3 separate regions of the Homo sapiens genome follow, and all the other regions are linked to region 2. Evidence: chromatin loops called from intact Hi-C (ENCODE). Cell type or tissue: mammary epithelial cell. All regions are shown on one strand. Links, peaks and the distances in the headings refer to the core of each region. The heading gives the core; the rest is flanking DNA.

What was found. Hi-C counts contacts between places; a loop is a spot of excess contacts. Peaks named below come from ENCODE experiments on the same cell type or tissue, not always from the same donor. Only the 100,000 strongest peaks of a DNase experiment are listed, where the experiment ranks them.
Region 1: a loop joins it to region 2, with 6 times the contacts of the local background. A loop is called at or near these places in 64 of 110 quality-filtered maps.
Region 3: a loop joins it to region 2, with 4 times the contacts of the local background. A loop is called at or near these places in 11 of 110 quality-filtered maps.

What each region holds. Positions count from the first base shown.
Region 1 is chr2:10,663,219-10,673,602 of GRCh38, forward strand. It overlaps NOL10 (nucleolar protein 10), which reads right to left. Exons shown (of 21, transcript NM_024894.4): 5 at 10,302-10,339; 6 at 8,336-8,472; 7 at 5,440-5,505; 8 at 4,000-4,060. Among named protein-coding and RNA genes, the nearest start is that of NOL10, 22 kb to the right of the region's middle. In mammary epithelial cell, for the core only: a CTCF peak has its summit at 5,379 (motif pointing left); no DNase peak of the experiment used is centred there.
Region 2 is chr2:10,430,216-10,440,599 of GRCh38, forward strand. It overlaps LOC124907732 (a long non-coding RNA gene), which reads right to left and starts at 2,598. Exons shown (of 2, transcript XR_007086214.1): 1 at 2,483-2,598; 2 at 1,371-1,642. ODC1 (ornithine decarboxylase 1) reads right to left here. Exons shown (of 12, transcript NM_002539.3): 12 at 9,753-10,384. RefSeq lists enhancers at 2,404-3,369, 3,370-4,334, 4,979-5,028 and a silencer at 2,650-2,709. In mammary epithelial cell, for the core only: a CTCF peak has its summit at 4,910 (motif pointing left); no DNase peak of the experiment used is centred there; H3K4me3 peaks cover 600 bases.
Region 3 is chr2:9,979,415-9,989,798 of GRCh38, forward strand. It overlaps GRHL1 (grainyhead like transcription factor 1), which reads left to right. Exons shown (of 16, transcript NM_198182.3): 9 at 6,710-6,868. Among named protein-coding and RNA genes, the nearest start is that of GRHL1, 33 kb to the left of the region's middle. In mammary epithelial cell, for the core only: a CTCF peak has its summit at 4,988; no DNase peak of the experiment used is centred there.

The DNA of each region.
Region 1 (10,384 bases), core at 2,409-7,408, 230 kb after region 2:
TTAGCTGGGTATGTGGTGCACGCCTGTAATCCCAGCTACTTGGGAGGCTAAGGCAGAAGAACTGCTTGAACCCGGGAGGTGGAGGTTGCAGTGAGCCGAGATTATGCCACTGCACACCAGTCTGAGCGACAGAGCAAGACTTCGTCTCAAAAAAAAAAAAAAAGCTGCTAAGAAATCCTTAAAACACATACAAAAATAAACCACATTAACATTGTTTATTTCATAGAAAAAGTCCTTATTTTTAAGAAATCCATTTTAAAGTATTTAGGGAAGAAATATCATAATGCCTGCAACTTATTTTCAAAAGGTTCAAAAAACATTTTTAATACATGTACATTTTTATGGGAAAAGAAAATGCAAAATATATATATCACTAAACTTTTACAAAGATGTGAACTTTTTAAAAATAAAAAGCTGGGGAAAATTTTTTTTAATGAAAAGAAGAATCCCGGCCAGGCGCGGTGGCCACGCCTGTAATCCCAGCACTTTGGGAGGCCAAGATGGGGAGATCACGAGGTCAGGAGATCGAGACCATCCTGGCTAACACAGTGAAACCCAGTCTCTACTAAAAAATACAAAAAATTAGCCGGGCATGGTGGCGGGCGCTTTTAGTCCCAGCTACTTGGGAGGCTGAGGCAGGAGAATGGCATGAACCCGGGAGGCTGGAGCTTGCAGTGAGCCGAGATCGCACCACTGCACTCCAGCCTGGGCGACAGAGCGAGACTCCGTCTCCAAAAAAAAAAAAAATACAAAATTAGCCAGGCATAGTGGCGCATGCCCGTAATCCCACACACTAGGAGGCTGAGGCAGGAGAATTGCTTGAACCCGGGAGGCAGAGGCTACAGCGAGCTGAGCGTGCCACTGCACTCCTGCCTAGGCAACAGAGAGAGACTCCGTCTAAAAAAAAAAAAAACCCAAAAAAACAGAACAGGCCGGGCATGGTGGCTTATGCCTGTAATCCCAGCACTTTTGAAGGCCGAGGTAGGTGGATCACCTGAGGTCAGGAGTTCGAGACCAGCCTGGCCAATGGTGAAACCCCGTCTCTACTAAAAATACAAAATTAGCTGGGCATGGTGGCAGGTGCTTGTAATCCCAGCTATTCGGGAGCCTGAGGCAAGAGAATCGCTTGAACCTGGGAGGCAGACATTGCGGTGAGCCGAGTCCAGCCTGGGAAACAAAGCAAGACTGTCTCAAAAAAAAACAGAATGGAGAAACTGTAGTACGTCCATTTAAACTGAGTATTAGCCATTACAAAGAATGATGTGAATATACATGTACTAGAATTGTGTCCACAAAAAAGCAATTTACTTTTTTAAATGAGGGGTCGTTGTTTGTGTGTTTGAGACAAGGTCTTGTTCAGTCGCCCAGCTGGAGTGCAGGGCACAATCACAGCGTATTGCAGCCTCCACCTTGTAGGCTCAATCCATCCTCTCACCTCAGCTTCCCCAGTAGCTGCATCTATGGTATGCACCACGCCTGTCTAATTTTTGGATTTTTGGTAGAGAAGAGGTGTCGCCATGTTGCCCAGGCTGGTCTCGAACTCCTGGACTCAAGCGTTCCACCCACTCGCACTTCCAAAGAGCTGGGATGACGGACGTGAGCCACCACACCCAGCCAACATTTGTGTTTTTAAAAAAATGCTTGTGCAAACAGAAAAACCTGAGAGGATACACAGCAAATTATTAACAGTATTTACCTAAGGAAACAGGAATAGGACAGGGTGGAAGGGAATTACACTTTTCACTTTGTGTTCTTGTCTATCATTTGATTTTGTAATGATAAAACAAAAACATAAACAAAGATGTTTTAAGATTGTTTAATATATTAACTACCTTAAAAGCAAACCCTTCAATATACTTAGGAGGTTCTGACCTCATTAATCTTTTAATATTATTACAAGTAGGTATGTTGCAAAGATGAATAATCGAAGGGAAACCTTTTTAAACTACAGCAGGTAATTCCAAATGGTCTAGTCTTCTATGTCTTCTCAAAATGAGTTAATAAATTTTATGGACATAAAAAAGAAAAGTTGCATTCCAAAAACACAAAATGGGTATGCAGATAACTTCCAGTGTAAATACAAAATGTATTTTTAAGCACACTGATTTTCTATTACCTAAATTTGAATATTTCCATTGCCAAACCTCCCCTCTTAGGCACTTCAAAAAGCACAAAATGCAAACATTTAGTTTGACAATATTATGATAACTAAGAACTAAAGAAGAAACTAAAATCTGAGATGTAATATGAAAATCAATGTAAAATGAATTTGTTAAGCCTGATCTGACTATGCTTATGAAACTGCAAGCTGCTAATAATCAAGGAATTTCCGGAAGCCCAGTCTTTGAGCATCCCTACCTCCTATCCCTTCAACATGTCCTAGGCTGGTCTTAAACCAGCTGCTGGAAGAGCAGCACGTTCTAATACATAACTTCTCTTAGCACATTGCCTGGTGTCTAGCCTAGACTGCCCTGTAAGGACCCTAAAAACTATTTTCTCAGGGAAACTCTTGTAAAACTTCCCCTTGGTAATCTCAAGTAACCTGACTACCAAGAGAAAGCTTGATTTAGACATAACAGTATTCAAACACATTCAACATAGTTTTACATAATATCTGTCAGATCAAACTTAGTGTCCCATTTCAAATATTAATCTTTTTTTAAAATACAACTTCAACTTCTTTGTTAGACTCTGGGGGTACGTGCAGGTTTGTTACACTGGTATATTGCATAATGCTGAGGTTTGCAGTGTGACTGATCCCGTCACCCAGGCAGTGAGCATGGTAGCCAACAGTTAGTTTTCAACCCTTGCCTCCCTCCCTCCCTTCCCCATCCAGTAATCCCCAGTGTCTAGTGTTGTCATCTTTATGGTCATGAGTACCCAACGGTTAGCTCCCACTCATAAGTGAGAACACGCAGTATTTGGTTTTCTGTTCCTGTCTTAATTCACTTAGGGTAACAGCCTCCAGCTGCATCCATGTTGCTGCAAAGAACATTCTTTCATTCTTTTTTGTGGCTGCATTAATCTCTCAACATAAAAATAATTTGAGTAAAAAAAAAACCATTAATTCCATCCATATGAAACTGGTTTAATAAATTATAGTACAAACAACAGAATGCTATCTGTAAACTATCATTTTTTTTTTTGAGACGGAGTCTCGCTCTGTCACCCAGGCGGGAGTGCAGTGGCCCAATCTTCATTCACTGCAACCTCCGCCCCCCTGCCTCAGCCTCCCAAATAGCTGGGATTACAGGTGTGTGCCACCACACCCGGCTAATTTTTGTATTTTTAGTAGAGACGGTGTTTCGCCATATTGGCCAGGCTGGTCTCAAACTCCTGATCTCAAGTAATCTGCCTGCCTTGGCCTCCCAAAGTGCTAGGATTAGTGAGCCACTGCGCCTGGCCTGTAAATTTTTTTAAAATTAGTTTAGCATCGTAAGTAATTATAAGTACCAATAAGATGTATATTATATACTGTTATGTCTAAAAAAAAAAAAGCAAATGGAGAACTACAGTAGAATACAATTTCAGTTTGGTAAACCACTTTAAAAAATATGTATGTACACATATGCATATTGGCATATAGCACTTAGGAAAAAAAATTTGAAAGGATACTACTCCAAACCATTCAAGTGTTACCTCTGGGGTGTAGGATTTGGTGACTGGAAGGTATAAAAGGGCACTTTTTAAAATTACATGCTTCTGACATATTTGCATTTTTTAAAACTATGAGTATTTATCATTATTTTAAGTGAAAAATGCAAATCTACAAAAAACTATTGGTAAGTGTGAAGGACATTGATTCAAAGATATTATCATTTAAAAGAAAAATGTTGTGTACATTCATCTCAATATTTACTGAATGTTACTCTACAGGATGTTCAAGCTATCACCTCATTATCATCCTGCTCTAAGGAATCAAGCAACTCAGTCTTTAAATAAAAATTCCAATCAAATATAAAACAAATATTCTAAAAAATAAAGTCAACATATGCTTACCTCTATGGTTCCTGTGGCAAACAAGCCATGCACTGAATTTATGTCACAAACATTATTCTCCCTAACACAGGAAAGCAGTAAGAAAGAATGAATTAGTTAGCACCTACTTTAGTGGGGAAGGAATATTAAATAAATAAACAGTCAACCCAAATTCTGAGTAGAAAGAAGACACACAGATTCTCTCTTACTAATCTGCAAATGGAAAACACCAAGGTATGAAAGGGTTAAGTGCTTGGCTCAGTCACTGGAGTTTCTGATCCCCAGGGTGACACTCTACCTGCTAGGTGACAAACAAGGAGGGACTTCCTTCTGAAATACTATTCCACTACCATGAGAAGAAAGGGTCACTCTATTTTTCAAGGTATTTTCTTCCAAGGCAGGTAACATTCTTAAAAGAACACACGCTATCACCATGACAATCCTGAGCCTTGACAGGCTTGTCCTGGGTACATCATTCTAAGTCTCATTTTCTTTCTCTGTAAAATGGATATTTCACCTACCTCGGGGGGTTGTTATGGGGATTAAATGAAAAAGACTGCAAAGCGTTCAGCAGTATCTGGGGTACAGAGGACACTCAATATAATGCATTTGTGAAGTTACTACTACAAGTTTTTTTTTTAATAAAAATAAAAGCATTTCTACCCAATGTGAAATAAAAAAAAATTAGAGTTTATTTGGTTCTTATCACAACATGTTCACCTAACCTTTAAAAATCCTCTCAAAGCAATACGAGAAATTCAGCAAGCTCTTCATATACACAATGAGAAGTAATCCAGCTTCCACCCTTGACTAGTTGTGTGGCCTTGGGCAAACTACTTACCTCTCTGAGCCTCAGCTGCCCTATCTGTAAAATGGTACTTACCACAAAAATCTGTTCTAAGTTTAAAATGAGATAATAAAGGTAAAATGACTGAATAACACCTGGCACAAAGTGCTTTCCTACTGTGTTTATCACTATTATTTGTTGTGATGATGATGATGATGGATTCATTCCTAAAAATTTTTGCTGCATAGTACATATGTGTAGACTATAATGTATGATAAAAGGAAACCTTTAAAAACCTTAAATGTCCGCTAGCAGAGCATAAAAATTTAAAAATGGCACTCCAAATTAATTCAAAAGTTCTCCACAGGAGAAAATATCACAAAACAAAACCATGAATGTAAATTTAAAGAACACTACAAGTAATAATAATAAACTGAGTATTTTTAACTGACTTAAAGTTGAGTAGATGAAAAAAAGCTTTCATTTAATTTTTAAAGTAATCACCAGATCTTTCAGTGAATTTTTTGTCTGAGAATAAATTCAACAGTACTTTTTAACTAAGTTGCTGGGAGTTTTGCTTAATTGCAATAGTTTATGTTACTTGTTAACAAACTGAGCATCTGGCTCCACCTCCTGGTCAAAATGTATATAGCAGAATTACTAAAACTACTCACGCAGCATCAGTTTGTAGAGGATTCAGGTATCGTCCTTGTTCTAAGTTTAACCTATAAACTTCAGAACTGTAAAGTAATAAAGAAAGTTAAAAACCTGCTAAACTACAATGAAACTTTAAGTAAATATAAATTTTATAAATATATATATTACTCATAAGCCACCACTTCCTTTTGTAACACTGATACAAAAACGTATTCTAAATCTGAAAAATATCCACTTTATGAATTTGTTCATGTATAAAAGTGATTTAAACCATTCATGTGCCAAGGAAATATGAAGTCATTACGTAGAATACTATTTACAAATAAGATGGAGAATACAAGATCCAAAAGTATATGTAATGTATCTACATATGTATATAAGAAAGGACTAGAAGGAAATATAATAAGGATCCTCTCTGGGTGGTGTAATTATGGCTGAATTTTTTCTTTTTTTTTGTTTTTTTGTTTTTGATATGGGGTTTTGCTCTTATTGCCCAGGCTGGAGTGCAATAGCGCAATCTCAGCTCACGGGCGCCACTCACTACACCCGGCTAATTTTTTGTATTTTTAGTAGAGACAGGGTTTCACCATGTTGGCCAGGCTGGTCTCAAACTATTTTTTTGTATTTTTAGTAGAGGCGAGGTTTCACCATGTTGGCCAGGCTGGTCTTGAACTCCTGACCTCAGGTGATCTGCCCACCTCAGCCTCCCAAAGTGCTGGATTACAAGCATGAGCCACCATGCCCAGCCTGAATTTTTTCTTTTCTATATTTTCCCAATTTTCTAAAATGGGTATGTATTTGTATATATATATATATTTTTATTTTTTATATATATATATATACACACACACACACATACACACACACATATATACACACACACACACACACACACACACACAAACATAATAGCCACCAGTCAAATACCTGGTCAAATGCTACCTTTTTGATGACCATAAAAATAACACAGGGCTGGGCAGCGGTGGCTCACGCCTGTAATCCCAACACTTTGGGAGGCTGAGGTGGGCGGATCACGAGGTCAAGAGACCGAGACCATCCTTGCCAATATGGTGAAACCCTGTCTCTACTAAAAATACAAAAATTACCTGGGCGTGGCGGCGCATGCCTGTAATCCCAGCTACTCGGGAGGATGGGGCAGGAGAATCGCTTGAACCTGGGAGGTGGAGGTTACAGTGAGTGGAGATTGCACCACTGCACTCCAGCCTGGCGACAGAGCGAGACTCCATCTCAAATAATAATAATAATAATAATGATAATAATAATAATAAAGGCCAGGTACAGTAGCTCACACCTGTAATCCCAACATTTTGTGAGGCCAAAGCAAGAGGATCTTTTGAGCCCAGGAATTCAAGACCAGCCTGGGAAACATAGTGAGACCCCATCTTTATAAAAAACTAATAATAAAACCAAAAAGGTACTTAGAATAAAAAGTTTTGAAATACTGTGCAATAGGGCTAAGAAACTGACTTTATCAACTAGATTATACATGTCTATCTCCAAATTTAGCACCATACTAACAGAAGCCAAAGATATCACTCCTAAATGAGTCACATGTAGGAATTATACCTTCACTTTCAGCAACTTAAAAGCAAAGATCATGTCTTATTCTTCTTTAAAGAAATTAGTCCTTCAAATACTGCTGTATTTTCAGGGGAAAAAAAAGGGATATTTCTATTGAAATTGTACTGAATTTTTGCCTACAATTTATCTCGTTAAATATTGTAAATAAATTGCTAATACTAATAGCCAAAAAGATACACTAATTGCTTTGTTAAAAACAAAACAAAACAGGGCCGGGCACCGTGGCTCATGTCTGTACTCCCAGCACTTTGGGAGGCCGAGGTGGGTGGATCACCTGAGGTCAGGAGTTCGAGACCAGCCTGGCCAACAAGGTGAAACATCGCCTCTACTAAAAATACAAAAATTAGCTGGGCATGGTGGCAGGCGCCCATAGTCTCAGCTACTCAGGAGGCTGGGGCTGGAGAATCACTTGAACCTGGGAGGCAGAGGTTGCAGTGAGCCAAGATCGTACCACTGCACTGCAGCCTGGGTGACAGTGTGAGACTCCCTCTCAAAAAAAGAAAATGAAACAAACAAACAAAAAAAACAGAAAAAACAAAACAAAAAGACATGGGTAGGTAGTGGTGTTCTAAAGTTATGACATCTGTCCTAATTAGTTTCTTAAATACATTTACTACTTAATGGTTTTGAAACAACTGTTTTTTAAATTTTTGAAAACTTGCTAATAAACTTTTGTTCAGAATTTAGTAGACTGTTTAATGTAGGACATCAACTACATAATGAAAGATGCTTTAAATGCTTTTGTCATTTCATGCAAATCAAATTAAATCAAACTATCAAATTACCAAAAATAATAACAATAAAACCCTCTCCCAATTTTTTTAAACTAGAGTCCATAACCACATATGACCTATTAATCACAAAGTGATCAGATAGAAACTGATTACTGACATGAAGCAAACTTAAGGTCGAGACAAAAGTCTAGAAGATAAACAGATAAATAAAACAATACTATGTCTCATAAATTGTGGCAACCGGGCTAAACTGAAAAGGCTCACACACTTCCCATCAGTATTTCCCAATGAGGCACATAACTATCACAGATATTTTTAACATTAGAAAATATTGTATTAAGCAAAACAACAGTTGTTAAAACAGTATATGGTACTTATAAGTAAACCAATATGTAGAAAATAGAATTTTTTGCCTATCCTGTGTTTTCTTTTCTTTTTTTTTTTTTTTTTACAAGAGCCACGTATCACTTTTTTATTAAAGCAAGTTACCTAAACAGAGAAAATGTACACGAAATTTAGGAACAGAAGTTGGTTGTTTTAGGAGGTGAAAAGGAGAAAAAGGGACTGGATCCAATACCTTGCACCAACAAAGTACAAGTCACAGGATGGATAGTGGTAAGAGAAATCTCTCCCAAACTTTGGTATTCTGGTTTTGTAGTAAAAACCTGATTGCGAATGAAATTCAATGTATCTATCATTATGTAAGAAGACAATCTGAAAATAAAACAAAAAAATTAGTTTGCTTAGGTTTCTAGTTAGGTGTTTACTTCATTATCGCTAAAAAACTGGCAAACCAAGGAAAACCCTTACCTCTCTCTCACTTTCTGTATCTAAACACACATGTCCATGCACACACACTCCACTGGGATTAAGAATGAAAACACTCCATCGGCTCCTTAATGCCTTCCTGTATCCTGATAGCTTTTCTGCAAACCTTACATACTAATTAAAGACTTGAAACAAACGCCCTTCATTTACATGGCACCAGCATGTCATAACATAGAGCACTCTCATGGTACCCTCAATGATCAGTTCCCTCTTTCACTTGGGAACACATTTAAATAATCCTGGCCGGGCATGGTGGCTCACACCTGTAATCCCAGCACTTTGGGAGGACAAGGCGGGTGGGTCACCTGAGGTAGGGAGCTTGAGACCAGCCTGACCAACATGGAGAAACCCCATCTCTACTAAAAACACAAAATTAGCTGGGCATGGTGGCGCATGCCTGTAATCCCAGCTACTCAGGAGGCTGAGGCAGGAAAATCGCTTGAACCCAGGAGCCGGAGGATGCAGTGAGCCGAGATTGTGCCGTTGAACTCCAGCCTGGGCAACAAGAGTGAAACTCTTGTCTCAAAAAATAAAAAACAAAAAATAATAATAATCCCACCATTATCACACAAGTTATGATAAACTCCTTGTATACATTTGACTTTAGTGTACTAAAGGGGTATCTTAAACATCAACAGATGGTATTTAAAGGCAAATTTGTCAGTATTTAGAGAAAATACATTCTAAAATGACATGTTCCAAAACGTATGATAAATGATACCATAGACAAAAGGATAAGCTGTACCCCATAGTTTCCAAAACTGAAAATATAAAGCCATGTCAGCTAAGAAAATTCAATTTTCTTTCAAGATGCCATTTGACATCACTAAAAATGTTTCATTTTAAATTCAAGAGTTTACTGACAATTTTATAATTGTTGAAAGTGATTATAAGAGTTGAAAGATGGGTCGGGGGCAGTTGCTCACGCCTGTAATCCCAACACTTTGGGAGGCCAAGTCAGGTGGATCACTTGAGGTCAAGAGTTTGAGACCAGCCTGGCCAACCTGGTAAAACCATATCTCCACTAAAAACACAAAAATTAGCCAGGTGTGGAAGCACATGCCTGTAGTTCCAGCTACTCAGGAGGCAGAGGCAGGAGAATCACTTGAACTCGGGAGGCTGATGCTGCAATGAGCTGAAATTACGCCACTGCCCCTCCGGCCTGGGTGACAGAGCAAGGCCCTGTCTCCAAAAAAAAAGAGTTGAAAGATGGACTAATGGCACCAAAAAAGAGAAATAAATCTACTTAGCTATATTTTGAACTGTTTCAGAATATACCACAACCATTTGCAAAGTTAAAAAAAAATTAAACACACAACCCTGCTAGTTTACATTTCACATATAAATAAGAAAATGAAAGCAACCTGGCAAATAAATCTAGGTTAAACGTAATAATCAGAATCACAAATCTAGAATACAGGATGATATAAAAGATGACTGCTGCCAATTCTTAAAAATACAAATAAGGTTTCATATACGATATGAAAAATTACCTTTGATATTAGATTGGCCAAAGGCTATCCGTATCACTGTATTAATATTAATAAAAAATGATGGGTTACATTTTACTACACAGCCATTTTTGTTTAACAATAGAACTACACAGCCATTTTAGTTTAACAATAAAAATATTATAAAACTGCTTATCATTAAAATAAATTCCACTCACTCATTTCTTGGGTCTAGTCAGTACAAACCAATGCTATAAAACATACCTTTGAGTAGTCATCAGACAAAATTTCAAAGGTGACAACTGAAAAACAAGAAATAGGAAAAATACAATTATCAAACAATATTC
Region 2 (10,384 bases), core at 1,822-6,821:
AAATTCATCCAAAAGCACCCTCACAGGCACACCCAAAATAATCGGTTTGCCCAAATGTCTGGGTACCCCCTGGCCCAGTCATGTTGACACATAAAATTAACCATTATAACCACCTCTGCTCAGATATGGAGGAGGTAGATATGGGGATCCTAGTGGACCCTGCCCTACAAGGAGCTCACAGAAGCCAGTATGATTTGTCCAGGAGTCCAGTGCTCTCTGGGAAGGCAGGGAATTGAACCCCAAAGATGGTGTCCCTGTGCCAAGAAGCCCAGCCTATCAGAGGAGGAAAGAACCCAGAAGTGAACCCAAAACTGTCGTCCATGCCACCCACCCAGCAGGAGGCCTCCTCAGTCTCTTCCTTTGTCCGGGATCAGGATCTTTCAGGGCGGGTTGTTAGAAAGTGTCTCGGCTGGGTGCGGTGGCTCACGCCTGTAATCACAGCACTTTGGGAGGCCAAAGCGGGTGGATCATGAGGTCAGGAAATCGAGACCATTCTGGCTAACACGGTGAAACCCCGTCTCTACTAAAAATATAAAAAATTAGCCGGGCATGGTGGTGGGCGCCTGTAGTCCCAGCTACTCAGGAGGCTGAGGCAGGAGAATGGCGTAAACCCAGAAGTCGGAGGTTGCAGTGAGCCGAGACGGTGCCACTGCACTGTAGCCTGGGTGACAGAGACTCTGTCTCAAAAAAAAAAAAAAAAAGAAAGAAAGTGTCTCCACCTGTCCTTCCCTGGTAATTTGCAGTACTGGCCCTGGGCCTGCTTCCTCTTCCTCCAACCACCTCCTTCTGCAAGCTTCTCTCTTGTCCTGCCTTCTCCTTGCCCCAGGGGATCCCAGACCCTTTGCCATCCTGCACGGGCACTCCAAGTTGTTAAAGTTCCTTGGGAGTTGCATACAAGTGTCCCTTATCCTATAGACAGATAGAAGATCTAATCATGTACCTGCATAAGCAAGGCTTATGTGGGTGGACTCAACAGAAACTCTGGAAAATGGCTCCGGTGGCTCCATGGTCCCATCCACCAGCTGTCCTGACACTCACTGCATGGTGTCCCATGCTCACTGAGTAAATACAGGGTAATGGGAACAACTCCTGAGACAGGAAAATGTTTAGACTCGAAGGAAGGAAGCCCTGGAGTGTGGAGGGAAGGGTGGCAGTATGAGGTGTTAGTCCCAAGACAGTTCATCTAGTCAGGCCACGATGAACCCCTAGTAGGGCAAGACTGTCACCTCCCTTACTCTGAACCTTAGGCCTTAATTAATACAGCCCCAGGCATTTTCTGCTTGGGTAGACTGGCCTCCCGCGTGGGAACCAGCATTGAGCTAGCAAAACATTAGCTCCCATTTATCAAGGGTTTCCACGTACAGACACTGTTTAAAACTTTAAACGTCTAATTTAACCCTCCCATCAACCCTGCAATGTGGTATCACTACCACATTATACAGATTGATAATGCTGGTTTAAGAGAAGTTAAGTAACTAGCCTGAAATCCTTAGCAAGAGGTGGCAGAATCAGGAATTGAAAGAAGGATCAGCTCCCAAGTCCGAGGTGCGTCTTCTCCCGATTCCAGAAAGGTCTTCCAGTAGCTGGGCTGGAGCCGGGTCCATGTTTCCTTGCCAGCGGCCTCCTTCAGGGCCCCTGGTGTCTAGAGAAATGAAGGAGTTTCTCCCTGGGTCCCTGAACAAGACTTAAACGCACTGTATTTGTGGCACCCAGGCCTGACTCCCTCCCCACCCCGTGCCAGGTCACGCCCTAGTGGAGAAGGGGGCGCGCCTCCCCACCACTGCCTGAGGGGCGCCCTCCTGAGCGCCCGTTTCTCAGGGCGGGGCACTGGACTCCGAATGGAACCCTCCCCTCCTTGCCGGGCTTAGGCAGGTACGTCATTAGATCTTCTATCTGCCTCTTGAGATCAGGGGTGCGCATGAGCAGGGACCCAAAACGGGGGTCCAGTTAGGATCACAGCCCCCCAAGAGGAGACAGAACCCACAGGACCTTCAGGCTTCTGAGAGGGACCTCGTGGGCCCCGGAAAAGGTATTTAGAAAAACAGGAGTTCGGCCTTGGGTTCATCCGTGGCGTGGCCTTCCCCCAGCCGCCTTGCCCTGGGCTGGGCGCCGTTGGGAATCAAACCCACACGCCTGGGGAGCTGCCAGCCAGCGGGAGCCTCGGCCGTCGGGGAACAGACTCCGGCTTGGGGCAGCCTGGCAGCCCTGAAAGGAACAAGAAGAAAATGGAGCTGTGGGGCAGGGGCGGGGCTCGGCTCGAGAGGCAAGTGGTCCCGCGCTAGTCCCACCTGTCACCAGCCACCCAGTCCTGCCGCTCTGACCCCGCCACTGCGGCGCAGGGGCCTGGTGCCCGCTGGTCCTGGGCTCCGGCTCCGGGTCGGCAGCGATGTATCCCGGCCCAGAGTGGGGCGGGGTAGGGCAGGGCCAAGGTCAGTTTCCTTTAAGCTGGGCACGCCCTCTCCTTGGCTTGGGGCTCCCTTACTGTGGCCTGGGAAGAGGTCTCAGAGGAGAAGGGGTGATGCTGGAGACACGGTGGCGAAGGAGCACTGCGGCCTGGGCCCCGGGGGGCAGCTGTTTATCCAGCAAACACCTCCCCAGGGCCAGCGCGGGGCATGGCACAGCAGGGCACTGCCGGGGCGCAGGAGCTGCGGGGGCGGGTACAGCCTGCCTGGGGCAGGAGGCTGGGGAGGGTGGGAGGGAGCTCGGGAGGAGGGGTGACTGAGGCCAGCGGGGGCGGGCGGGGCGGCAGCCCCTGGAGGGCCCCTGGAAGGCCTCAGCTCCTCCGGCTCTTCCCAGCGGGCTGTGTGACTGTACCATGGGGCCCCGACCTGAAGGGGCCACCTGCCTCCTGCAGTTCACGGGAAGGCAGACCCTGGCCCGCCCTGGAGCCACCTGCCCACGGCCTCTTCCAGCTGCAGCCAGGCCCTCCGGGCTCGAGCGGGCTCATCCACTAGGTGTGTGTGTGTGCGTCTGTGTGTTGTCTTGGGTGTGTGTGTGGCTGGGGCATGTGGTCTTAGTGTGTGCTGTGGATGTGTGTGGTGTGTTTGGGTGTGTGGGAATGGTGTGGGGATGGTGTGACTTTGTGTGTGATGTCGAGGTGTGTGGTGTGTTTGCATGTGTGGTGGTGTGTGGGCATGGTGTGACCGTGTGTGCGATGTGTATGTGTGTGGTATGTTTGCGTGTGTGGTGGTGTGTGGGGCATGGTGTGACTTTGTGTGATGTGGATGTGTGTGGTGTATTTGCGTGTGTAGTGGTGTGTGAGGGATGGTGTGACTGTGTGTGTGCTGTGGATGTGTGTGGTATGTTTGCGTGTGTGGTGGTGTGTGGGGCATGGTGTAACTATGTGTACATGTGTGTGTTGTGGATGCATGTGTGTCTGTGTGTGTCATGGTGTGTGGGGCATGGTGTAACTGTGTATGCTGTGGATGTGTGTGGTGGTGTGTGCTGTGTGTGAGTGGCATTGCGTGTGCTGTGAATGTGTGTGGTGGTGTGTACTGTACTGTGTGTGTGTGTGTGTGTGTGTGTGTGGCATTGCGTGTGCTGTGGTGGACCCGAGTCCACAGGTGGGTGGCTTCTGGAGTGCCACATGAGGCTGTTGAGTGGCAGCCCTGACAGCTCATTCCAGGAGGGCCAGGTGGGGTGCCTGTCTCCGTGGCCTGAGAGGCTGGGCCTGGGCTCTGGGCACCCTGCTCCCCTTCCTGGCCCACCTGGGCCCACAGTGGCCTCCCTCCACACTGAGCTTCCCTGCACCAGGCCTGTCCTAGGCCTCCATGTCCCCTCCTCCAGAGGTCGCCTTCGGTGACCTCATCAAATTACTCTGGTCGTCTCCACCCTGAAGCCCTGCGAGGCTGCTCAGGAATGAGTGGGGATGAATGAATGAAGGGAGGGTCAGCAGGTGGCTCTGCTCTGTCTTCACGCAGCTGGAACCGCATGAGCTTATGCCCTGGACACACACTGAGACCCAGGCCAAGTCCCAGCTCCACCTCGAATGAGCCGCCTGGCACTGGACAAGCGCTGTGTCTTCATCTGTAAACCATGTGGTCAGGGAACCAGGGGCAGAGGGAGGGGCTGCAGGGCCTTGAGGGGAATGGCAAGGGTCCTCAGGGGCAGGACCTGACCTCCAGGTTCCTGGGGACCTCCGAAGGTGGGGGCCCCAGGGTTAGGGTCAGGCACCCTGGCAGGGATGGCAGAGCATGGGAGCCATGTGTGCGGGTGTCTTGTGGGGTGTGTGTGAGGCTGGGGCATGTGGTCTTAGTGTGCGCTGTGGATGTGTGTGGTGTGTTTGCATGTGTGGTAGTGTGTGGGGGATGGGGAGGGCGGCACAGGCAGCCTCAGGTGGGCTCTGCCTCTGGCTCAGGGACAGGTGCCAGGCACCAGCCCCACAGGAGGGGTGGCGGGGGGAGATCTGCCCTCCGCCCACTCAGCCTATCATGGGGGGTGGTCAGGGGAGGCCGGGTGGGGTCACCAGTCGCTGGTGGGCACAGGGGAGGATTGGGAACACCTCAGAGGGGATTGGGGCCACTTCGGGGACGGGCAGGGGGACAGGCAGGACCAAGGCTGCAGGGCCCCACCAGCTGTACACAGGGCTGGTTCTACAACATGGGGCAGGGGTGCAGGGGCTGGGCTGGGGGCTTCACCTGGGGGGCCTCAGGAAGTGTTTTGGGGGTCAGGGGAGTGGTCTGGTCGGGGACTGGGCTGCCTGGTGCCCCTTCCTCAAAGCCCCCGGGACCCTGGAGTGGCTGAGTCGGGAGCTCTGGATCGAGGCCACGCTCCAGTCTCACAGCCCTGTGGCTGTCAAGGGCCCCCTGCGATAGTGGAGCTATCAGTGTTTGCCCAGTGGTCGAGTGATTTGACTGCCTTTTCCTGGCCCCGACCGCGCTGCCACCGCGGGGTGCTGCTGCCCCCTGGTGTCCATAGCTAGGAGGGCCATCCAGGGCTTGGGTGTGCGGGTTCCAGCTGGGCCTGCTTTCGAGAAAAGCTTTCTGTCCTGGGCGGCATTTGATGACAGAGGAGGATGCTGAGGCCCAGAGGAGCCCCTGACTTGTGGTGGGCCAAACGGCACACAAAAGCTGAGGCCAGGCTCCCGGTACCCAGGACCAGAGGCCTTATTGCCAGATAGGAATGCCAGATACAATACAGGGCACCCAGTTACACTTGAATTTCAGATCAACGAGAAGCAATTTTGCAGCTGACATATGTCCCGTGCAGTATCTTATCTTTGTGCTAAGTCTGGCAACCCTCCTTGAGAAGCCAGGGAGTGGGGCCTGCACAGCCCTGGGGCGGGTGAGAAGCTGGAAGGGCCAGGCCTTCTGACAGGCACCCCCAGGGCCAGGTGCATGACCCTCCTGGCGGAACCACCCAGGCCCAGACTGACCCTCGCCCAGCAGGGCACCAGGTCTCCTCCCCTGCGGAGCCACCCCCGAGCTGGCCCAGCCTGGAGACCCCCGCTCCCCAGCTCACAAGCTCACGGGCCTGAGCTCCACAAGTCACCTGACTGAGCTCCACCTAGGTAACCCCTGGCCAGTGGCAGAGCACGCCTGGTCACAGCCCTCTCCAGCCTGGAGTCAGTGCTGCATGTGGATAAAATTCTCCGAACTCCCAACAGCAGCAAGAATTCCGGAGGCGCTTCCACTCTGTGCCCTGCATTCGGGCCTTCACCAATCCTCCCTTGTAGCTGCCCTGCCGTGGGTGGGGGGCACCAGCTCAACCCCCACTCAGAAGGAGGCGGCCGTGGGGACCCCTGTGCCTAGTGAGGCATAGGGCCTGGGTCTGGCTAGTGCCTAGTGAGGTGTGGGGCCTGGGTCCAGCTTCGTCTGTCCAGCTCCAGCCGAAGCTGAAGCCACAGCAGGAATGCAGGGCCAGGTGCCACCGTCTGTGGTATTCCGGAGCCATGGGTGCTCGGGGCTGCCTCTGCCACCCTGGCAGGGAATAGGATTGGCAGAGAGCAGGGGCCGGGAACACGTTGCCCTTGGTGAGAGAAGGATGCCGCATTCTAGTCATGGTCATTGTTCAGCAAGAGCCCAGGAGCAGAAGCTGGCTGGCGAGGCAGGGCCCTGAGGACACCCAGGCCCTCCTTCTAACTTACAGACTCGCCTTGGACGAGTCACTTGGCCTCTCTGGGCTTCATCCCATCTGTAAAAAACAAGAACTGGGAGAACTCTGCAAAGCCTTTGCTTCACATGACGTCCTACCTTGAAACCCGATGGGTGAGATTGGGTGAGGCGGAGAAGGCAGAGCCCCCCACTTGCCCCCCTCACCCCCAGGCACTGAGGCTTCTCGGGAATCCCTGGTGGGGACAGAGCCCGATTTGAAATGGGTCGACTCTTGCCTTCAGGGGCAGTTTTCCAGCCGGGCCCAGAGATGGTGCAAAGCAAACCCCCAGATCCAGCATGGGGGAGGGCCCATGTCAAAGAGGGTACAGGGTGACAGCCAGAAAACCCCCTAAGCGGAAGGGGCTAGCCAGCCACTTCGAGTCACTTAGGAAAATCTAGTAAGGAGGGAACCTGCGAAGAGATGTGTGGTCCCAGTAGCAGAGGTCACTGCTGGGGTGTGACGAGCACATGACTTCACAAGACAAGCCGAGTGAGGCCCGGGAAGGGGCAGGCCCTACCCACGAGAAAGTGCAAAGTGGGCATCAGCCAGGGCTCAAGAGGGCCGCAGGGGGCACACGTGGCTTGCTCTGCCCACCGGCTTCTGGCCTGCCCTTGGTTGCTGCAGGCTATCTGTGAGGGGCAGTGCCTGGCCCTGACACTGTCGGGGAGGGAGGGGTTGACCACCTGCTGATGTGCCAGGAATGTTCCCATCTTTGGCTTCTGATGGGTCTGCTGCCTTCGTCGGCCTCATGAGCTGGGTTGGCATGAGCCAGCCCTCCTGGACCCTGCAAAGGTGAGGACCAGGTCGTGAGCAACTCTACCATGTCCCCCTGAGCCAGTCCACTGCCCAAGCCACCCTCCAGCTGCTTAACAGCATGTTCCCAGGGTAGGGAAACACCGAATGAATGCTGGGGTCCTCTGACCTGGCTTGAATGCTGCCTCACTATCTGCGTGACTTGAGTTCATCTCTGAGTTTATGTCTTCACGCGGGAAACCTATTTTACAATCCTCGTAAAGTCAGTAATACATTCCAATATCAAAAGCGCAGTGTGGAGCCAGTCCCCACTCTCGGCCCAGGCCTCTGGTTCTTCTGCCTAGAGGCAACCTCTGTTACCCGTTTCTTACAAGCTCTTCCAGAAATATGCCATGCATATGCAAGTATGTATGTACACACACAGTTTGTTGGGGTTTGATTTTGCTTTTTACACACACAGTAGCATACTACACGTGCCCCTTGCTTTGCTATCCTCACTGAATCTAGCTTGGAGCTTGTTCCTTATCAGTACTGATGAATCTGCTTCATTCCTTAACCACTGTATATCCCGTTCCATTGACAATTTCATCAGTACCTGCTTGTGTACAAGAGATTGTTTACAAATGATGCCACAATGAATAATTTTAGAAGAGTATCATCAGAGAAATTCTTAGAACTGCTGGGTCAAAGATAATGTGGATTATTGATATTATCAAGTTCCCTCCAAAGAGACTGTTGCTCTAATTTACTTTTCCGCCCAGTGCTTGAGCACACCTGCTCACCCCGCGAGCTGGGGAACTCTTGTCTTTGCCAATCTGATAGGTGAGAAATAGATTCTCATAGTTTTACTGTGTGTTTCCTTTGGTTGACAAATGTCTTCATGTTCAAAAAGTTTACTGTTGGCTGGGCGTGGTGGCTCATGCTTATAATCCCTGCACTTTGGGAGGCAGAGACGGGTGGATCACTTGAGACCAGGAGTTCAAGGCCAGCCTGGCCAACATGGTGAAACCGTCTCTACTACAAATACAAAAATTAGCCCGGTGTGGTGGCATGCACCTGTAGTCCTAGCTACTCAGGGGGCTGAGGCAGAAGAATCGTTTGAACCCGGGAGACAGAGGTTACAGTGAGCTGAGATGGTGCCACTGCATTCCAGCCTGGGTGAGAGTGAGACTCTGCCTACCAAAAAAAAAAAAACTTTACTGTGAGCCAAGTTTATGCCTTGCCCACTTTCTATTGCATAGTTACTTTATTGATTTGTTGTTTTTAATATGAAGAAAATTAGTCCTTTTCACGGGCATTGTAGCCGTTGGTCCCTTGCCTTTTGACTTTGTTTCCAGTAGGTTTATGGTCTAATCTGTTATATTTAAAACTTTCATCTATCTGGAATGTATTTTGGAGCAGGAGTTGGGGATACTTTTATGTCTTCCAGATGGTTCTCCAGTTGCTCCAACACTACTCCATCCCCAGAGTCTGGGGAAAGTGGTCAGGGGGCAATAATGAGTATTTTTAAGAAGCACCCTAAGTGATTCTAATGCACTCTGGCTGCCTTTACCTTTGCCCAATAGTTCAATTCCCCTGAATCCCCTCTCCCGGGGGCCAGCACGCCAGGAAGAAATTCACAAGTGGTCTTGGTGGAGCTGTATTCACTTCAAGTCACGAGTCTAGAAATGCCCAGTATCTGTGCACGACCAGACAGCACCATCTTTAAAAATGACGTGGAGATACCCAAATGCAAAGCAGGACTTAAGCCTCCTGGAGGACGGTGCCTGGTGTCGACACAGCCCCGGCTACCGTCTGGCTGTCCTCGTTCTCTGGTCTCTCCTGCCAAATTCGCCTGCCTGCTCCCATGTACAAGGGCCAAGGAAGATCACTTGATCAAGCCTGGCCACATCATTTCACAGACCCAAGTCTGGCTTTGTTGGGGCCTGTAAGTGGCTACGCCAAGCTGTGGTCAGAAGCGAGGTTTCAGGGGCCACTCACGTGTAGCACGGGATTACCTGCGGCTGTTTCTGTCCCCACTGGCACTACTGACCGTTGTTGGATTACATTTTCCCTAACTGGCTGAAAGAGCATTGTTTCCAAAGCCTTAGTTGATTTTGAGTGGAATACCCCCCTTTTCAGTCCAAGCTCACCACTGCCACTAAGCGATCTCGGGAATTTCTTCCTTTTTAAGATGGAAGACCTAATTTACCAAGATTCTAGGCTTGGTGTCTAGCTCAAATTTCTTGGCACACAGTACATACTCAGTGCCAACTCTCTTAACATAGTGGGTCCCGGATCCCAGGGAACTGCCCTTGTTGGGGAGCTCAGAGTTACCCAAACACACCAGCATCCTACTTCTCAGGCTCCCGGAAGGTAGGGCTGTGGACTACAGCACTCCTTCCCGCCCTCCCCCTCCAGTCAGAACCAACCTCTGGCTCCTGAAAAAATCTTTCATGTTTTGGCAACCCTGGCCCAGGGAGACCAGAGTTGGTGATAAGCCAAGCCCTGAGCTAACTCGGCAGCCACATGAGGGCTCCTGGCTTCTCTGGACTCAGGGTTCAGGGGAAGGTGATGCTTTTGAGAAAGGAAGTCACTCTCTTCAGCTTTGGTAAATGGGTGACAGCATCGGCTTGACCTTCCCACCCCGGGAGGAGCCACAGCCTTCCTCCCTACACATTTGCTCTCTTCCTGTCCCCCTCATGAGGCTGGTGGGGACTCCAAGATGCTCCCACTGCCTGGTGGCTCTGACGTGTCCTTCCCTCCTCCTGCAGCTCCAGCGTTACCCGTAAGACATTGCCACAATGGGGGTTAAGGAGCATGAGAGCCTGCCACACTTTGGGGGAGAGCGGGGGTACACGTTGAGTAAAAGAACACACAAGGCCAGTGGTCATGGTCAGACAAGATGGTGAAGATACACAACATGGTAGGGACTTGCTGTTGCTGAATTTATTAAAATAAGCTGACTGCCAAATGTGGTACCGTATACATTCCTAACTTCTCACAGGCATGAAGGTGGGAGGGGACACGGATGGTCTCTGCAGGCCAGGCTCAAAGGGCCTCCCACACCTTCCCTGGGCACTGGCCTGGACAGGACAGGTCCGTCAGACTTAAGTAGGTCCCACCACCAGAGGCTCTGGACAAGGAGTTTGCAGCCAACTCTGGACATGTGGGGTGGGCTGAGCAGATGTGCACCGTCCACATGGGAGGATGGGGCTTCCGTCTCACCTGTCCTCCTACCTGTGTGTGGGTGGACCCACTCATTGTTCTCTGAGAATCAGAGCGAGCTATACGGGATTCGTGAACTGTCTGGAATGAACACACCATAAAAACGTCCCAATGCCTAATTATTTCAAGATACTTTATTTTAAAAACAGGTCACAACACTAAGCTTTTGGCCCATTCTGCCATTGTACAAGCTACAAATGCTTGTTCAGCAGCTGAGGGGCACTCTTGAGTAGCGTGTCTGAAGAGTGAATAAAAATCCATATAAAACAAATATTCAAATAGTTTCCATAGGAACACAGATAAGTGTGACCCATATCCTAGTCTTCCATAT
Region 3 (10,384 bases), core at 2,627-7,626, 450 kb before region 2:
CTGTTTTAGAGACAGGGTCTCGCTATGTTGCCCAGGGTGGTCTCAAACTCCTGGACTCAAGCAATCCTCCCACATACAGGTGTGAGCCACTGCCTGGCCAGTGCTCAAATTTTGAAATTGTTTTATTCTACTCAGTTGAGCAAACTATATTATGAAAGTCTTATGGAAATTATTTTCAGCATTATAGCAGCAACGTTACAAAACCATGTAAAATTCTACCTAAATTTCTCAGTGGAAAAAAAAATTAAGACTAATATTTGGATGTTGGATTATTTTCTTATAGGTGAATGATAATACAGAATGAGTATTACTGTCATTGTGGTAATTTTTAAAGAGCAACAGCCTTTTTGCTAGTTCATGAAAAATACCCTGATATGTATTAAACATTTGCATCCCTTAGCTCCTAACTTCACCACTTGATGTTTTTGTAACTTTTGACTCATGGACTCCAAGTGCTTTGTTCATGCATTCTTTTCTGTGAATTAGGAGATTTAAAAATATTTCTATAATTTCTCTCCACAAATTAAATTCACTTGTTAAAGTTCACGTTCCTGACTACTCTCTTTAGACTAGACAGTTAGCAAGCTTTACTGGAATTGTGTCTTGGTTTGTGGTGTTGATAAAAGCTCGAAAGGAGTGGGTGTGTTGGGGGTTTTATAAAATTGATTCTCAGTTACTTTCCCTATACCTGCTGTGAAATGAACCTCTGATGGTGATCTGTGTTTTGAGCACACTGGGTTTGGTGGTTTGTTTTTTTTTTGTCTTTTTCCTCCTTGTTTTCTCTTTGAGGACTAACTTGGCAGACGCAGCCAGGTGTGAACAGCGCTTATGTGGCTGCCGCGGTGCTTCCTGGAAGAATCATTATAAATTCGTTCAAGATCTGATTTCTTGTTGGTTTCTGTGCTTGTGAGCATTTAGAATAAAAGTCTGTATCAGTTAATCCTTTGATTATGTAAATCATTTTATTTTGTTTTCCTCTCATTTTCAAACTGAGGTTTGAAAACCAAAAAAAAAAAAAGAATTAAATATTTTGAAACATTCTAAGTGCATAAATTCTTGGTCAGGAATGAGGAACTGTCCTTAGAAAAATGGGCTAGACATTTAAAAAGGAATCTTGTAGAGCACCTTGGCCTGTTCAGCAGTTTATGTTTGTGGTTAGTTTTTTTCTCTTCCAATAATTTGGGTGGGAATAGTAGTTGCTCATCTTTTGAGATTAATGTTCTAATTATTTGAATACAAATGTTTTCTCTCAAAATAATTGGGAAGGAAGTATGAAAACAGAAAAGGTCATCTTTTGAATTCTTAAAGTTTTATGTCAGAGATCTTCACATCTTTCTAGAGAAGGAAGGTTGTAAATCATTCAGCCTACTCCGATTCTGAAATGGGGCTTTTTAAGTGTGCGTGCATTCCTGTATGTTTTATAGAGGAGGAGTTGGATGTGTGCTCATTCATCTTACTTTTTACCTCTTTCCCATCCTCTGTAAAGATAGTGGAGTGTTTTCTGTAATCACAGTGATAATTTGTCTGCAGGATAGGAATGGTCCGAGCCTGGTTTTACCTGGATTTGGGTGAACAGCCCTGTGGTCTTGCTCACTCGGGGCTGCCCATTAGGTAGAATCCATGGGAAGTGTTAAAACTGAGGAACAAAGTGTGCCCATCTTGTTGCTCCCACTGGACCCAAGGGAGAGCTCTGGCTTGTGTTTCTACACTCGCCATATGTGTATGCCAGCAGCTTTTTAACATTAAACAAAACTGTTCAGTTGCAGACTAAAGAAGGCCACCCTCCTGACCATAAAGCTCCCCGGAAGCTGCACTTCTCCCTCAGAACTTACCTGGTCCCCTCCATGAGTGTGGGCTGGGCTGATAGGGACAGTGTGTTTCCACAGGCGAGTGACACATGGGCACAGCACACACTGGATGTCTTGCCAGGAAGTCGCTTATGCGGAAAGTGGAAATACTCAATTACAAACAGGGAAATACACCTCCTCCCTATTTACTCCATCGTGATGATGTAAGGATAAATTAATGTCCAAGCAACTTAGAGGATGGTTTAGATCACTGGTCAGCAGACGACAGCTCTGAGGCGCGGGCCAGCTAGGTGCCTGCTTATATAAATCAAGTTTTATCGAAACACGACCACACTCATATCCGTGGCTGCTTTTACACTATTACTGCAGAGTCGAGTAGTTGCATATGACCTACGGATGTGAAAATAATGTCGGGCCCTTTACAGAAAAATAGTCGCTTCTGATTTAGATAAGGGTATGAAAAGATATTTTATATATCTACATTTTATTTATTCTTAGCTATACTTACTTACTACCCAGTATGCATTTTCCTCCTTTTATTAAAAGCATGCAATAAGCATATGTTATGAGCCAGGCGTGAGACACAGAGATGATTAAGACAGGGTCTTCTCAAGGACATTGCCATTTAGTGAGGAAGACATCACATCATGCTTTGTCCTGTGGTTCAGAGTTACAACTTCAGCCTTCAGCTGAACACACAAGTTCATCCACAAATGCAAATCCCTATGAAATCAAACATAACATGAGTAATAAAAATAAGCGGGAGAGTTTAATGTGTGTGTACTTGTTTATTTTTGTGGTTAATATCTTAAGAACTCTTGAGTATTTGAGGATTTGCATGACCTTATTGAATAGCAGGGTTGAACAAAATGGCTTTAACCTAGATCTTTCTTTTGATTACATGAATATTCTTATTTGATAGGGCTATGCCTCTGTAAAAATTTTGTTTAATGTTAAAAACTTGCTGGCATACATATAAATACATATAAAAATATCTTAACTCTTTAAGGAAAGGAAACCATGTATTGGAACTTGCTTTAATAATCTCAGAGTTTTGGAGCCAAGGTAGACCTTTTGTGGATCACAGTGTATAAGCAGCTAGAAGACTAATCACGTTACCGCAGTGGTTTCTATCTTGGCCAATCACTCGAATTACTCGAATTTGGTAGGAAGCACCAAAAAAAACAGTCCCAGCATCTCAAACCCATTCCAGGACAATGAAATCAGAATCTCTGGGGTGTAGCCAGGACATCTGACATCCGTATGTTTTAAAGTCCTGCCAGGCGATTCTAATTCAGTCAGAGTTGTGAGGCACTGTTGTACAGACAGGATTCTGAAACTTTAGTGTGCATAGAATTAGCTGGAGAGCTTGTTAACCTCCCGCTTCACTCTCCCTGAGTTTTCGGATTCAGTGAGTCTGGGGTGGGCACCAGGATCTTCATTTCCAACAAGTTCCCTCGTGCTGATGCTCCTGGCATCACACTTTGAGAGCCATTGCCGTATGAGATTCTTAAGTTTTACATAAGTAGTTATTGTGATGACTTTAACTGGCAACTTACTTGGTATTTTTAAACTAATATGACTTATAAAAAGTTGATAGGTAAATGTATTACACAAAATTATTGTCACCAGTAAAAACAGTATGGATATAGGATTCATCCTTTGTCAATATAAGTATATAATCATAGACGTCCAGAGGTAGTCATCTAGAGATCCACGAACTCACCCTGCCCTTTGACAGGTAAGGACCCTTGCACTGGGTCGCAGTGCTTAGTTAGGGGCCAGCTCAAATGCTTTGATGTTCAGACCTAAGCGGCTGTGCATGTGGCTCCCCTTGTAGACTTTGGTTGAGGGTTAAACCCGGCACGTATGTCCCCTCCACACCAGCATATCCCCTTGATCATCTGTGTTCTTACCTGGGATCCTTTCCTAAGAGCAGGGGCATCGTGAGCACCGGCCCCATCTTCTCTTTGGCATCTTCGGCCCACTGTTCTTGTCTCTCATGTTCCTGGCCTGCAGTGCTTACGTTTCACAGCTTTGTCACCTTCTCCTGGGATGTTTGTGTATTTATCTAGGCAAGGTAGCATTTTTTTTTTAATGCTGAATTAGGACCATTGTCAACTTTCTTTAATACATTTAGAAAACTGCCAAGTTTGGGAAGAATTGATTTTTTAGAATAAGAGAGAAATGTATATCAGTAAGAGACTGCAAATCATCATGAATGCACACCAGCATGGGCAAAGCTGTGCCAAAGCTCCATGTTTGCCCCGATCCTGGGATTTGGCCCCTGCTCATTTCTTTTTTGAATAGAAACTTGAAACTGGGAAGCAAGGGGAGGTTAGGTTTCGGGTTGGATTACTGTGAAATCTTCTTGTAAAGGGAATATCACTTCCTGGAATCGTGAGGATGAAGTCGAACTTTCCCAGGCAGCTGTTTTTGAACTAGGAATTGAGCCACGTGGCCTAGAATGACAGAAAAAATTCGGATTTTCCATTGGTTGTAAATTGAAAAATATATGGTGGTTTGGTTACTTTGCTTAGTTGTTTGCATGGACTTTTTTTTTTTTTAAACCTGAATGCATTCCACAGACTCTCCTTACCTCTGATTTGTGGATTTAGAGATTGTACTTGAAGTGTTTAAAAAAAAAAATGTGGCCGGGAGTGGTGACTCACACCTGTAATCTGAGCACTTTGGGAGGCCGAGGTGGGCGGATCATGAGGTCAGGAGTTCGAGACCAGCCTGGCCAATATAGTGAAACCCTGTCTCTACTAAAAATACAAAATTAGCCAGGTGTGGTGGTGCAAGCCTGTAATCCTGGCTACCCAGGAGGCTGGGGCAGGAGAATCGCTTGAACCCGGGAGGCGGAGGTTGCAGGGTTGCTGTGAGCCGAGATTGCGCCATTGCACTCCAGCCTGGGCAACAAGAGCAAAACTTCATCTCAAAAAAAAAAAGTTACTATAGCTGCCCCCCAACCCCATTATAACTTAAATTTTTCCCCATCTGCCCTAGTTCAGCCAGTGACACCCAGTGCTGCTTGTGGTGGACCCATTCTTGGCTGTTGACCCAGGGGCTAGAAGGAATCTTCCCCTGTCAGCTCACGGGGTTGAAGGGTCTGAAATGGGCCAGTCTTAGTTTTAAAAACTGTAATTCCAATAATGTCCACTATGTGGTGCACATGCATCCGCAGTAAATTCTAAAACTAGTTGAAAGGGAGCTCAAAAACATTTTTAAAATCCACAGTGATAAAAATAGTGGGGAAATGGCACATGTTTATTTGCTGTACACTGGGTTCCTCTTAAGTAGCAGCTTCCAATGTCATATTCATAATGTGACTCAGCTTATTTTAACTTTTGAGAAAATGTGCGGGAGATAACTGATTTGGAGCCCAGGAGAGAAGGGTGTGACATCTCCTGCCTTCCATTTCGAAGGTGGGGGATCCCCCTGGATGGGTTCTCGCCGGCTTAGTGCATTGCTCAGGCACATGCTAGCAGCTGGAGTGAGTGTAGCCGGTGCTAACCTACTGCACTTGGAAGTCATCTTTAAATATTGTTCTTGTGGGCTGAGTGTGGTAGCTCCTGCCTGTAATCCCAGCACTTTGGGAGGCCAAGATGGTAGGATTGCTTGAGCTCAGGAGTTGGAGACCAGCCTGGGCAACATAGTGGAACCCTGTCTCTAAAAAAAAAAAAAATACAAAAATTACCTGGGCGTGGTGGCGCACACCTGTGATCCCAGCTAGTTGGAAGGCTGAGGTGGGAGCATGGCTTGAATCCAGAAGGCAAAGGTTGCAGTGAGCTGAGATCACACCACCACACTCCAGCCTGGGTGACAGAGCCAGACTGTCTCAAAAAAAAAAAAAAAAATTGCTCCTGTGGGAAGTGGTGGCTTGGGCACTGATAGGAAAGCAGACTTTTGAAACTGTGGGTTGAGAAGCTCAAAGTCTGGTTTAGACAGTTTCTCTGAAGTAATTTCATGATTGAATAGTAGAACTGTTGCTTAAGGAATTGGATTCTTCGTTTCTCTCATGGAAATAGACCCACCAGCATAACATCTTCCCGGGTTATTCTAGGGAGTTTTGACCACATCTGTGTGGAACTTCTTGAATGAGGAACACATTCCTGGGTGTTTAGTGATCGTTAAGTTCTCAGCCTATTAACAAACGTTACCACTTTTGTCTTAGGTTTAATCTGGGCATGTAAAGAATCCAGTTATGTTTAAATAAAAGACCCTTGCACTGATATTTCCATACCTAGAAAGGAGTATGGAAATAATTGTAAATTACAAATCATCCCTTGAACACTGGGCCCAATGTGATTTGATAACCAAAAGGTTAATAAGAACAAACTGGAAAGAAATGAGGACTGTTTAGTCTGCATGGGCAAAGATTGAGAGAGAACTTTATTGGAATCTTATAAAAATTGTGGATTAGAGGAACACTGATGTCATAAGTTCTAAAATATGAGGACACAGAGTACTACAGGTTATCCTAAGAGGTGGTGTCAACGCAAATATAGGTGGATTCCTAGGAAGTTTTTACTAAGTTACAGAACAGCTGCAGAGGGAGCTATGCTATTGGTAACTTTGGAAAATGACATCAGGAAAGCTAACCAGCCTCTTCCCCTGTCCTAGCTGATATTAAATAGGGATTCTGGAAGGGAACATAAGCAGAGGTTCAGAGCTGCCGACTCTTCCTCCTCTTTAAGGTCTGCTATTTCTATGACCAAAAGCAGTTTTAAAATAAACCCCTGATCACCTCTTTTTAAAAACCCTTTTTTAAAAAATGAGAAGCTGAGCTTCTCATTTAAAATAGACTTGAGTAATTTCAGTGATGTTAATATTTTCATGAGCTGTGCTAGGTTTGACTTGGTGCCTGTTGCTTATGGAACCTTCTCTTCCCTTGGCAGGTTTTCATCTCTGTGAACTGCTTAAGCACAGATTTCTCTTCCCAGAAGGGAGTGAAGGGGTTGCCTCTTAACATTCAAGTTGATACCTATAGTTACAACAACCGCAGCAACAAGCCTGTGCACCGGGCCTACTGCCAGATCAAGGTCTTCTGTGACAAGGTAAGATCGGCAGGGATGCTTGGAACAAGTGTTTGAGACACACTCATGGAAAAAGACCAGGGTCTCTTTAATATTTAATGTCAAAATGAGAATATAGCTGCTAATATAGAATAACTTTTAAAATTATTTTTATTTATTTATTTATTTATTGTTGAGACAGAGTCTCCCTCTGTCTCCCAGGCTGGAGTGAAGTGGTGCAATCTCGGCTCACTGCAATTCTGCCTTCTGGGTTCAAGCAATTCTTGTGCCCCAGCCTTCCCAGTAGCTGGGATTACAGGTGCACACCACCACGGCCGGCTAGTTTTTTGTATTTTTAGTAGAGACAGGGTTTCGCCATGTTCCCCAGGCTGGTCTCCAACTCCTGAGCTCAGGTAATCTGCCCACCTCAGCCTCCCACAGTGCTAGGATTACAGGTGTGAGCCACCGCGCCCAGCCTTTATCAGAGATGAGGTCTCACTCTGTCATCCAGGCTGGAATTTAGTGGTGCAATCACTGCTCACTGTAGCCTCAACCTCCTGGGCTCAAGCGATCCCCCAAACTCAGTCTCCTGAGTAGTTGGGACTACAGGCACATCCCATCACACCCAGCTAATTTTTAATTTTCTTGTGGAGATGGGGGTCCTGCCATGTTTCCCATGCTGGTCTTGAACTCCGGTCCTCAAGTGATCCTCCCATCTTGGCTTCCCAAAATGTAAAACAGCTTTTTTTTTTTTTTGAGACAGAGTCTGGTGCTGTCGCCCATGCTGGAGTGCAGTGGCGCAGTCTCGGCTCACTGCAGCCTCTGCTTCCCGGGTTCAAATGATTCTTGTGCCTCAGCCTCTCCAGTAGCTGGGATTACAGATGCACACCCACCACACCTGGCTAATTTTTGTATAGAAACAGGGTTTCGCCAGGTTGGCCAGGCTGGTCTTGAATTCCTGGCCTCATGTGATGCGCCCACTTTGGCTTCCCAAAGTGCTGGGATTACAGGTGTGAGCCACCATGCCTGGCCTAAAATAGCTTTTAATTATTGTTTTGGCCTTGCAAAGACACATTATGTAGAGATTTTTGAAATTACGTTTTAACTGATAGATTAGAAGGGTTGATAAGTACGTTTTGTTGGGCATGTCTGATAAGTAAAGGAGGTGCACACAGGACCCTCTGAGCCCAGCTGCTGGAAGTGTAGGCAGTCACCCCTGCACGGGAGCTCTTCCTTAGCTGTGTCCGAGTGGCTGAATCACAAAGTGCTGTGCCTTCACAGCCCTCTTCCCCAAAGGCCCTTCAATAAGCATGGGGAAGGAGAGGTGCGGATTCTTCTCTACAGCCACAGGGAGGCAAGAAGAAAAAGTGCAGGGCCCAGAGGGATCTCTGCATGACCTGTTTTCCCTGGTGTGGCTCTTTTTTTATCTGGAGAAGAGAGGCTTACTTTTGCCCAGTGCAGAGCCAGGGGCTGAGCTGGATTCAATGCAGGGAGAGTCTGGAAGGTGCGTCGAGTCTTGAGGGGAAAGTTTGTGCTGGCTCGAAACTGGGGAGCAACCGTGGATGAGTGGACATTCCATTGAACTAAGACAGCAAGATCTTGAGTTTTTCCTACTCAAAAATATTGGACCTATTTTTGGCAGGGGACGGGGGCAGTTCTTTTCATCCTATTAAGGGAGCTTGTCTTTTATTGAGATTTTTAGAGGGGCTAGGTAACTGGAAGTATGTTTGCTGTCAGAGGCCTGGTCTGTCACCCTGGCTTTTGCATCAGGTACACAAAGCACAGTGGCTGAGCACAGTGAATGAGCCTGAGGCCTTTTTTGGATTTTTTGGATGATGTTTACTCTTTGTGTGGCATTTTGGTGATTTTCACCTTCCTGGGTGCTCGACATTTTTGTATTATTGTGAATCTCCTTGAATTTTGTCCTGAAATCTGGTTAAGTTGCTCGGAAACCATCTGCTCGTTAAGATCTTATGTCTATGATTTGCTAGGCGGATCTGGAGCTGTGCTCAGTGTAAGGCTAATCATCCCGCGCTCCTGAGCAGGATTTTTCTGAATATTCTACCAAGTGCCCTGCTCATTACAAGTTTTCTCACATTACTTCCTTGTAATAATCCTCATGACAGGGATTTCCAGTCCATCCCATATGGTGGGAACAGGTACTGTTTCTGGCTCTGTGTGAGTTTCGGGCACTGTTTCTCTAATCTTTTCGGATGTCAGTTCCCAACCCTGACCCCCAGCCTTGGGCAGCTTCCTGGTACCTGTGTACCTGTTGGTACCCGGCCACGTACTGGAGTGGGGCTCACTGAAGATCTCGGAGCTCTTTCCTCTTTGGTACTTTGTCCTGCTGCCTTGGTCTCTGTGGACTTCCAGCTCTGTCTCCTCAAACCTGGGCACCTGGACTGAGAATACATGAGAATTCCCATGCCATGGCCTGGGAACTCTGAAGGCAGCAGCCAGCATGGTTTGAGGACTTGCCGCGGGTTCCTGTCTCCCAGGGATCACTGTTCTTTAGTTGCCTGCTGGTCAGGGCCTTCTCGTTCTTGTTTCTGCATTTCGTCTGGTTTTTGTTGTTGTTTCAGGGTGGAGGGTAAATCTGATCTGTGTTACTCCATGTTATGTAGAAACAGAAATACCTTATTCTTTATAGATACACAGATAAATAAGGAGGGACAGTCCTATTTTGTAATAGGACTGCACCCTCCACCTTTTGGAGGAGGGTGGTGTTTATCATCAGAATGAAGTTATGGTTAGACTTGTTAGAAGGGACAGAGAGACCCAGACCAACTTCATACAATAATGGCTAGGAGATTGGGGATATTTACCTGTTTTTCTGTGTCAGGGAGGGACTGTTGTGTCAATGTTACATAGCAATTTTTATAAGCAGGTTGTATATTTACTATGTTAGTATGCTACCACCTTCTAGAAAAGGCAGAAGGTGGTTTTATATTCTGTTTTTAAAATGTGGTCCTTATTATATAATAATGCTAATAAGATCAGTGGGATTTTTATTGCCTCTTTTTGCTCTCAGCAAATTTATTTAACAGAAAAATAAGCTACCAGTTCATCCTTAACTGGAGCACTATGTAAAGAAATCTGTACCATCCAGAAATTAATTCCAATAAGTCAAGCAAAATGATTAAATGTAATGTTTTTAAATATGCTTCATTGCCTGATTTTGGGCCGTGTTTGTTACTAATATGGTTCTTTTGAACTTTGTTGTTGTGGGTTCAGCTGCATGGTACTATCGGTCTTTGAGCAGTTGATATACAGAGTACACGAGTGTCTTTTTCTAGGACTCTGAGTACACTTTTTCTCTTTTTTCTTTGAGGGAGTCTCACTCTGTCACCCAGACTGGAGTACAGTGGTGCGATCCCAGCTCACCGCAATCTCTACCTCCCAGGTTCAACTGATTCTCCTGCCTCAGCCTCCCGAGTAGCTGGGATTACAGGCATGCATCACCACGCCCGGCTAAATTTTTTGTATTTTTAATGGAGACAGGGTTTCCCATGTTGGCCAGGCTGGTCGTGAACTCCTGGCCTCAAGGGATCCACCCAC